2 separate regions of the Homo sapiens genome follow, and region 2 is linked to region 1. Evidence: chromatin loops called from intact Hi-C (ENCODE). Cell type or tissue: heart left ventricle. All regions are shown on one strand. Each heading gives the region's core, and the rest is flanking DNA. Links, peaks and the distances in the headings are about the cores only.

What was found. Hi-C counts contacts between places; a loop is a spot of excess contacts. Peaks named below come from ENCODE experiments on the same cell type or tissue, not always from the same donor. Only the 100,000 strongest peaks of a DNase experiment are listed, where the experiment ranks them.
Region 2: it touches region 1 in a loop (4-fold over the local background); 2 of 110 quality-filtered maps call a loop at or near these places.

Annotation. Positions count from the first base shown.
Region 1 is chr3:192,823,397-192,828,781 of GRCh38, reverse strand. All of the region lies in intron 1 of MB21D2 (Mab-21 domain containing 2), which reads left to right. Among named protein-coding and RNA genes, the nearest start is that of MB21D2, 92 kb to the left of the region's middle. RefSeq lists a silencer at 3,574-3,750. In heart left ventricle, for the core only: a CTCF peak has its summit at 2,709; a DNase peak (open chromatin) is centred at 1,383.
Region 2 is chr3:193,013,408-193,018,792 of GRCh38, reverse strand. No RefSeq gene overlaps it. Among named protein-coding and RNA genes, the nearest start is that of MB21D2, 98 kb to the right of the region's middle. In heart left ventricle, for the core only: no CTCF peak of the experiment used is centred there; a DNase peak (open chromatin) is centred at 2,252.

The sequences.
Region 1 (5,385 bases), core at 322-5,321:
AGCTACTCGGGAGGCTGAGGCAGGAGAATGGCATGAACCTGGGAGGCGCAGCCTGCAGTGAGCCGAGATTGCACCACTGCGCTCTAGCCTGGGCGACAGAGCGAGACTCCGTCTCAAAATATATATATATATATATATATATATATATATATATATATATATATATATATATATATATATATATATATATGGGGGGGGTGAGTTTTATTGTATATAAAGTATACCTTAATAAGTATGACTTAAAAAAATATATCAACCTGTCCAAATCTACCATTTTCCAAATGAGAAAACAGGCCCCAGATGAGGAAATGACTTGCTAGGTCTTGTGAGTCAGGGACACAGGCATCTTGGGCCCCACTCCTGCTGCACAGGTGTGCTGGATCCTTGGCCTCCTGTCCCATTCTAGAGCACACTCCAGGTAGGACTCAAGTGCTGATCTTCATTTCTCCATGCGTCACTGTATGTGGCTTTTTAAAACCCACACTTCACTGTGCTGCCCTTTGGGCTGTTGACCTATAATTTGGCTGGAGGGCTCCTAATTAGAAAATAAAACAAATTTGCATTCAGCCAGAATCCAAAGAACGTCGTATTAGTCCATTTTCACACTGCTGATAAAGACATACCCAAAACTGGGTAATTTATAAAGAAAAAAGAGGTTTAATGGACTCACAGTTCCACATGGCTGGGGAGGCCTCACAAACATGGCGGAAGGCAAAAGATATGTCTTATATGGCGGCAGACAAGAGAATGAGAGCCAAGCGAAAGGGGTTTCCCCAGATAAAGCCATCAGATCTCATGAGACTTATTCACTACCACGAGAACATTATGGGGGAAACCAATCCCATGATTCAATGATCTCCCACCTGATCCCTCTCACAACAGGTGGTAATGATGGGAGCTAAAATTCAAGATGAGATTTGGGTGGGGACACAGCCAAACCATATCAAACAAAAAGCTACCAGTGAACTTCTATGCACATATGTCATTCAACTTTTATGGTGGGGAGCGGGAAGCAAAACTTTCAGTTTATTCAGAAGAGTGCCTTAAAGGACACTAAGTGTAGACAGAACAGAATGTTCTAGAGATAAACACCAACATCTTGTTGCAGAAAGCATGTAAGATTTGGAATGAGCGAGACCTGGTTTTAGTTTCTGACTCTACTTTCCACCTTCATGCCCCTGAGTAGCCACTTAACTTCTCTGTCTGGGAAATAGTGACCATAATTCCTACATCACAGGGCTTCTGTGAGGTTTAAATAAGAAGCTGGGACGTAGAGTACCTCTCCAGCTTCAATAGACTTCTCTAAGTGTCAGCACTGGGCTATGTGTTCCACACACATCATCTTAAACCCTCACAATCATTGTTCCCGTCGTGGAGGTGAGCCAGCCCAGGGAACACAATCTGCCAGTGATTATACCAGCTGGGCAGACCAGTGGTCATGAGTCAATTTCAATAAACGACTGTGGATCTGAATCAAGTTCTATTTATAAGTTAATAGGTTGGGGAGCTTGGAAAGTGTGAAATTTTGCTTCTTAATTTGAGAGGAAGCTTTCTTTTATACTTTTTGCCCTTTAAGAAAGACAGGGTGCCGGGCGCAGTGGCTCACGCCTGTAATCCCAGCACTTTGGGAGGCCGAGGCGGGTGGATCACGAGGTCAGGAGATCGAGACCATCCTGGCTAACATGGTGAAACCCCGTCTCTACTAAAAAAATACAAAAAATTAGCCGGACGTGGTGGTGGGCACCTACTGTAGTCTCAGCTACTTGGGAGGCTGAGGCAGGAGAATGGTGTGAACCTGGGAGGTGGAGCTTGCAGTGAGCTGAGATTCCACCACTGCACTCCAGTCTGGGCGACAGAGCAAGACTCCATCTCAAAAAAAAAAAAAAGAAGGAAAGGGAAAACAATTGAAGCCAAAATTGGGATGCTGAGTGAGTGCCAAACTTCAGCTGAAAGGAAGCTGTCCTCCCCAATCTCATCTGCACTCAGCCTCCTCTGTGTCTAGAAAAAAGTGCTCCAACCACCCGGAGACCTTGTGCTATTTAGGGTCCAGCTAATACCAGAGATGCAGGGAGATTCTCTCTGAGGGCATTCTCTGTAATCTCAAACTTGTCTGCCTTCTGAGATTAAGAGGCCAGTTTAACACTAACTGACATGGGGTCAACTAGGTTTAGGGTTGACTTTTATTAAAACTTAATTTATTTTTCCCTTTTATAATCACAATGATATACAAGTAGGTTTTCCATCTTCACTTGAAAATAATTTCTCATTCTGTCACACAGCCAGGCTAAATTTACAAAACACCAACTAGTTTTAATAGCCCAAGACAACTGGCAAAATACCAACTGGCAAACATACTGAAGACAATAGAATTGATTCCCGTTCTCTGTGTTTAAATCCCTCCACCATTTGCTACACGTGCCTTGACTCAATTTTCCTTTCCTGACTATAGTCATCCAGTATTAAGTGGCCAGTTAAACTTACCTTCCTACAAGCCCTGTGTACCATTTTGTGTTATGGATGTTGTACTCAAAGGGCATAGTTTGGTCTGAAAGTAAGTATGCAAGGTTCTAGTATATGGAGAATATGATAAATGTTAAACCTCTGTATGGGGAGAAAAAAGCACATAGTGTTTTAAGTCCTAGAGATTCCTCTACTGCCTAGGGCAGAATTACTATCCTCGTGAATAGTGTAGGAGCCTGAGGACCAGAAAAACTGGAGTCAAGACTAGTGGTGAAAATGGGAAACTGTAGACAGTTTCCCAGCACCAGCCTGGAGCTGTTGCTGCTAGACCACACCACATTCCCCTTGTGTAGGTTATTTAATAAATTCATTTCACAACCCATAAAGCACAGTAGGAAACAATGCAATTACTGAACCATTGGAACACAGCTGCCAACATCTTGTTTATTCAGAATTGTCCAAACACTTCCATGTGGGGGCGGGACTGATGCAATTTGCTGGTTCAACAGTTGACATTGATAAATTGGAGTTTCATTTCCTCTACCTTCTGTTGGAGGTGCTAATGAGCATTGAAAGGCTGGAGAAACACAGAAGGGAGAGAAGGGAGAATCTTGCCTCATCTACATACTAAGTAATTGAGCCTGGAAGATGTAGACTTGACACCATTAGGTAATAGGTGGACACATTTGAAGTCACTAATAAGGGCCAAATGCAATTAGTGTTGTGAAAATTTTAATTATTTAAATTCCACTTGCAGATTGTGTGGGCTGGAAGCTTCATTTAATAGGAGAGAATGTTTGCTTTTCCTAATATTCTTTTATGTTTTCTGATTTTTTTCTTTTTATTTCATGGGCACTATGCCAACATTCCTTGGCTTCTGGAAAATGAGGGAATTGGACTAGATGATCTCTGAGGCCTCTTCCATACTCCATTGTTTGACTTGCTCTGGCATGAGAATTTGCCTGAAATGAACTGCATTCCCCTACGCACACATTTATCCAGGCCTCTGTTTTCCAAACCACTAATTTACTCATTCATTCAGCAAGCTTACCATGTGCCAATTACTGTGTTAGGAACTAGAAGTAAAGTAGCATGCAGGCTGCAGTGAGCCATGATAGCACCACCGCACCCCAGCCTGGGCGACAGTGAGTCCCTGTCTCCAAACAATAAAGTAGGTAAGTGGCCTGAATATCACCAGACCTCGATTCTCGAGAGCTGGCTTTCTAAATGGGGGACAGGAAAGTAGAATATATTGGGGCTATTCTTGGGTAGAGTACACGGCAGAACATGAGCACGTAGGAGGACCGCTAAGCTAGACATAATCAAGGACAGCTACTCGGGGTATGTAATGTTTTAGGCAGATCTTTTACATAAGAAGGTAAAGATTGAGAGGAAGAAGAGTTTGGATAGACTTTGTTTGGTGTACCTCTTAGGACTTTCTGCGCACCTTTTCTATATGTGGCATAGAAGAGGAAAAAAAATTTCATAAAAAACACGGTTTGCTTGACGTAGGAACATGAAGTGGAAATAAATTGGAGTGATTTTTGAAGAATGAATGGCAAAGAGTTAACACTCAAACAGGTGACGTTATAAAAAGGCTAATAATTTTAAATGAAAACCTTAAATGCATATATTTTATAATTGCCTGCTTAAATACAGGCTGTGGGCTGCATAGCTGAACTCAAGCGCCTCTTTATAAACAGCTATTTTAACGAAATTTTTAGAGTTGAAAATACTTTAAAGGTTTTTGATACTAATCATTTCACACAAGGCAATTGATGTCCAGAAACTTTATTTATTTATTTATTTATTTATTTATTTATTTATTTTCAGAAATCAGACCATGTAATGGCTAAGCCATCTTCCCATCTCTCTGAATCCCTTTCTTCTTCAAAGGGTCAACTCAAGATATTACCTCTTCTAGAAGCTTCCTCTCATAATCCATCATCTCCCCTTATTTTCTATAAACTCCAACTTTAAACTTTCCATCATTAAAAAAAATTTAAAATACATGAATGTTTTGCCACATTATTTGAGGTCTTATTACATCTCCCAACCTACTTGAGCAATTTATTTTTTCTTTGATCCAACAAATTGAATTTTTACTATGAGGGCCTTAGACACTGGGGTGTGACATTGTTCTTGTCCTCAGAAAAAGCTTTCGGTCCAAGTGGGAAGATGGATAACATGGTTTTAAGGGGTGAGGTCCTAAATTCTTCCTTCGGAATTTACATCCCTCAGTGATCTAACCCTATTCCTACTGTTCCGTGTTCTCTTGGTGAAGCTGGATGTATTACAAAACTAGACATTGTCTTTTGTACTCACTGAGGTCTCTCAAAAACAAGTTCCTGAAATGCAGTGATTTTCACTGTCTTTTCCTCAAAGGTTGTTAGGCCATCTAGATGTCCTCAGATAGAAGTATTTCTGCTATGTTTTGGCATGGGAAACAATTATTATTTCCACAGTTTAAATTTTTTTTTTACTCTGTTAATCTGTCAGTTTTATTAAAAAACTTTATTTGAATAAAACAGGTTAACATGAGTACTGGAGTTCTAAATTAACCTTTTACACACATGAATATATGTCTTACAGTCCAAGCTAGCCATAAGTATTCTTTTTCCTGTCAAGCTCTGAGTAGACTTATTTTGGAGAAGGGTGTTTTTTTTTAAATGGAGTTCCACTCTTGTTTCCCAGACTGGAGTACAATGGCGTGATCTTGTCTCACTGCAACCTCTGCCTCCCAGGTTCAAGCGATTCTCTTGCCTCAGCCTCCCGAGTAGCTGGGATTACAGGCATGCGCCACCACACCCGGCTAATTTTTTGTAGTTTTGGTAGAAATGGGGTTTCTCCGTGTTGGTCAGGCTGGTCTTGAACTCCCAACCTCAGGTGATCCACCTGCCTCGGCCTCCCAAAGTGCTGAGATTA
Region 2 (5,385 bases), core at 251-5,250, 190 kb before region 1:
TAGCCCTTCCACGTTCCTCTGCCTGCTTTTATGCTAGCCGTGCTGCCAGCTGATTAGATGGTGCCCACCCAGATTGAGGGTGGGTCTGCTTCTCCCAGTCCACTGACTCAAATGTTAATCTCCTTTGTCAACACCCTCACAGACACATCCAGGAATAGTATTTCACATCCTTCAATTCAATCAAGTTGACACTCAATTTTAAGCATCATACCTTCCTTTATCTTTTCTACATCATTTGAATTATTGGATCTACTTTTGCTATTGCTTATGTAGATGGATATCACAATCTATTATTTATATCAGCCAATAATCATAGACTTGGAAGAGGCCTCGAAGATTGTTAAGTTCATCCTGTATATTTTACATATATTGAAACTAAGACCTAGTAAGAAGGAACAACATGTCCAAAGTCACCCAGGTTTTTAATAGTAGAACTAGCACCAGAAGTCCGGGCGTGATTGCTCATACCTGTAATCCCAGCACTTTGGGAGGCCGAGGCGGGCAGATCAAGAGGTCAAGAGATCGAAACCATCCTGGCCAACATGGTGAAACCCCGTCTCTATTAAAAATGCAAAAATTAAATTAGCCGGGCATGGTGGCGGGCACCTGTAGTCCCAGCTACTCGGGAGGCTGAGGCAGGAGAATGGCGCGAACCCGGGAGGTGGAGCTTGCTGTGAGCAGAGATTGCGCCACTGCACTGCAGCCTGGGCGACAGAGCGAGACTCCGTCTCAAAAAAAAAAATTAGCTGGGCATGGTGGTGCATGCCTGTAGTGTCAGCTACTTGGGAGGCTGAGGCAGGAGAATCGCTTGAACCCAGGAGGCAGAGGTTGCAGTAAGCTGAGATCATGTCACTACACTCCAGCCTGGTGACAGAGTGAGACTCTGTCTCAAAAAAAAAAAAAAAAAAAAAAAACCAACAACAACAAAAAAACTAGCCCGAGAAAATTACTTCTGACTCCCAAGTTAGAATTCCCTTTGCTCTACCACACTGTTAGTAAATACCAAGCGATTCATCAGTATGTGACATCTCTGGCATTCTGAGCTCTGTTCTGTGAGGGTAATTAGATGTATAGCCTCCCGTTATATTTGTTAGAGGCATTTAGAGATATCAGCTATTCTTTCGCCTTCACCTCCCTCTCTCTGGCTATTTCCACAGATTTTCAACTGATCACTTTTTAAAATCATATCATTTCTATGAATCAGGCTTATTTGGATGTGGGTGACAGGAAGCCAACTCAAACTAATTTATGCAAAGAACAATTATTGGGAAAGACTGCAACATGTCTTCTAGTGGTAAAGGAAGTGAAATAGTGAAGGACTTTCTAAAGAAAAGAACTGTTTGGGATTCATGAATCTTCTCTGTACTGCCATTTTCAATGACACCCAGTCTCTCTGTCTCTTTTGTTTTTAGTTTTAAACGAGAGAGAGAGAATAGATCAGCTCAGCTAATGTCCAGTGTCCAATTTGCTATAGTGAGAGTTGGAAGGTTACCCACATAGTACAGCTCCACTAGAGACCTCCCTTATCTGAGCATCAGAGGCTGTCCCTAAAGAAAAAGGAATCATTGTGAAGAGAGCAGCAGCCCCAAAAGGTATGTATAACATTTCACTACATATCTCCACAAGTAGATCGGGAGTTTCCAGAAGGCAAGGACCACGTCAACTTCATCTTTATACAGTATTTTCAAACATTTTTCTTGCCTTCTGTGTAATAAACACCTAATGCACATTTGTGGATCTGAATTGTATTAGATCTACTGTTTCTTTTTATCTAGGCCTACTGAACTAAGCTAAGAAAGCTACAGTATACAACTAATAAGAAAGAGGACTTTGCATTGCTTTTGGTTATTTGGAAAACCTCAAACCCAAGCCAATACATCCTCACTCCAGTGAAAAATACCTAACCACGCTTCCCTCCCCAGTTTCCTGTAGATACAGAGTTCCTCTTTCTCGGGCAGCCTCTCTACTGGAAGTGTTTCTTCCTGACATCCTGGAGCTTCCCCACAGCTAAGTCTTCAGTGTTTCAAATAGAGCCCTGCTGTGCTCAGGTCATTAGATTCTTGTCTTTCCTCTTCATATGACAGACATCGAGAGAACACATTCTCTTCTCCTGAGAAAAAGCTCCAATTAGATATGCTCATTAAAGCCCTGTGATTCTCCTGCTTCCTTCAAATGGACAACAAAAATGAATCACTTTATGCCGACCTGAAACCTGGCCAGGGAGCGCCTGCCCAGGCCACGTGCGGGCTGACTGCCAGGCCCTTGTGAGATGCACTAGGCAGTTTCCCTGTCAAATACCAGATTCTGCTGCTGCCTTCCAGCTGGTTATCAGAGCTGGCAGGCAACTGCATAAAGAACCCTGAACAAAAGATCACAGTTTACCCAGCATCAAAAGGATAATAACAAATTAAGGTGAAAACAAAGTCAAATCTGCCCCCATTCTGCCCCTAATTGGTCTCACTTACCCATTCCTGGCTTTTCAAGTATAGGCTATGTGCTCGCTTCGGCAGCACATATACTAAAATCAAGTATAGACTATGATGGCGTGTGGTGGGAAGAGCACGAGATGGGAAGTCAGAACACCTGAGTCTGCTCACAGGCCCTGCCTCTAACTAGTTGTATAATCTTTCAGCCTCAGGTACCTCATGTGAAAAGAGGATACTATTAAGATCTTGCAGGTCACATACTTTATTTTAAGGTATGTCCCAATACTTTACTACCACTGATAAAACCACCAGTATTAGCTAATATTTATCAAATATTTATTCTGTGTCAGACACTGTTTTGTGCTTAATTACTATGTATTTGTTTATTTAATCCTTATAACAACTTTTTGAAAGAACCTAGTAATATTATTTTTCCCATTTTGCAGATGAAGAAACTGAGATTTAGAGAGTGAAATAACTTGCTCAAGATGATAACAGCCAGTAAATTATAGAGCTTCACAACCCATGTTTTTCATCTCTGCAGTAGTAGTCCAATAACATCTCAGTTATTGGACTCAGTTTGAGGCAGAGGGAGGCTAAGCTTCCTCCTTGGCCTCCCTCTGCCTCAAACACTTGGTTTCTGGTCTTAAGTACATGATATTATCTCCTTCAAATTGGTTCACTATTTCTGTACTAACCGATGAGGTCTGATTCCTTTTAAAAACCAGCACATTTCTGCCTTCTAAAACCCACCATCTACCATCCTCATTTGCCAATGCATGTGTTGCCTCATTAAGTCATCCCTTTTATTATTATCAGTTACCTCTTGACCATTATGTCCCATCTTTCCAGCCAGATTTGAATACATGAAAGACCAGGACATGGATCACACTTCTTTGAACTACACTTAGTCCCTGGCACAATGTCTTTGTGCCAATCAGTAAATGTTAGTTGGGTTTAGTGTAGCTTCTTCCTAAGCTCTAGCCTAAACTATACTCCTTATTAGTGTCTATATGGTTATATGTGCTCTTTTTTGGGAACTATGGGATTAGAATTGTCGACCAGAAGCCTGGCAGCCCCCTCTGGGAGACATCCAGCTTTCATTGTGCAGGCAGCAGTGGCAAAGGGCACCCTGACCTATTCCTGTGTTCCTCTGCCAACTTGGTGAGTTACTTATGCCAGAGCTTCACCATGTCTGCACACCACCATGTGTCTGATGGGATCAGGACAAGCTTTCCTGGTGACGCCAGCCAAGAAAAAACAGCTGGCTAATGTGAAAAGGATGTTACCAGGCACCTGGCCCGCTTAGATCAGCTTTCTGTGCCAGCTTTGCATTCTGCATCAAGGCCTATGGTGACAGTAGGGATGACTACACCTTCTCTCCTCTCCAAAAGCTGGTCTGTAGGTGCCAAGTTCATAATGGTCATCTGTTGGGCTGTCTGTACATAGCACCTGCAGCTCAAACAACTAAGTCTGGAAGTTGCCAAGACCTTGGCACTCCCAGGGTATAATGGCAATGCCAAGAACTGAGGGGGCGACAAGTGTCCAAATTGTCTCATTGCCTCCTCTTGGAAGTTCCAACACCCAAATGCTGAAGGATATATGAAAGTTATTCCAGGTGCATTGTATTTTAGAAACATCATCTATTTCAGCAAATAGAGGAGATGCAAAATGTTCAGAAAATTGTGAGGAGCTTGGTGATTTTCAGGAAGGATGATGTCCTTTTATTGCTCCCACAATACTGAGTAATAAACAAACCTCAACGTGCTTTTAATAGCTAGCTGATCCCCGGTTTCACTGACAGCAAAGCAAGATAAACCAACTCTGGCTACAGCAAGAAGAGAAATTTGTAACCCTTGTTTTTCAATTGTACTCCTGCTGGGTGTGGTGGCTCATGCCTGTAATCCTAGCACTTTGGGAGGCTGAGGTGGGTGGATCACCTGAGGTCAGGAGTTCGAGACCAGCCTGGCCAACATGGTAAAACCCCATCTCTACTAAAAATACAAAAAATCAGCTGGGTGTGGTGGCACACCCCTGTAATCCCAGCTACTCTGGAGGCTAAGGCATGAGAATTGCTTGAACCGCGGAGGTGAAGATTCAGTGAGCCGAGATCATGCCACTGCACTCCAGCCTGGGTGACAGAGCAAGACTCCGTCTCAAAAAACAGCAAATAAATCAATGAATAAATAGTACTCCTAAGACTGCTTTGAAGGAGGTAGTGGGCAGGAAGGGTCCTGAATGGGGAAAATGGCAACAAAAGGAGAAAATACAAAAACATTTTTATCATTGTTTAAGTCTCTGTAAAGATAATTGACTTTTTAAAACAAAAATACTAACAAGGTACTGTGGGATTTATAACATAGGTAGAAGTCAAATGTGCAATAACAGCGCAAAGGCCAAGAGGGGAGAAATGTAGGCATACTCTTGCAAGGTTTAAATACTTGATGTGACACAGGATATCATGTGAAGAAAAACTGGAATAAAGTTAAGGTGAATACAACAACCCTAAAGCAGCCATTAAAATAAAACAAAAAAGAGTAACAGCTAATTTGCCAACAAAAAGAATAATAAAATAAATTATTTTAAAAAATCATGTGATCCAAAAAAGGCAGGAAAAAAATGGGGATGGAATGAAGGACAGAGGGGACAAATAGAAATGAAATAGCAAAATAGTATGTTTAAACCCAATCATACAAATAATCACATTTAATGTAAATAATCTAAATACTCCAATTAAAAGACAGACATGTTCGGATTGTATTAAAAAGCAAGTCTCAACCATTTGCTGCTTAAAAGAAATCAGTTTAAATACAAAAATATAAACTGGTTAAAAGTCAAAGTGTGAAAAAGATATATTATGCTAACATTAAATTTAAAAAATAAAAGCTAAAGTATCTTGATTAATAGCAGTCCAGGAAAATTTTAGAGCAAAGAATAGAATATTACCAAAGATAAAGAG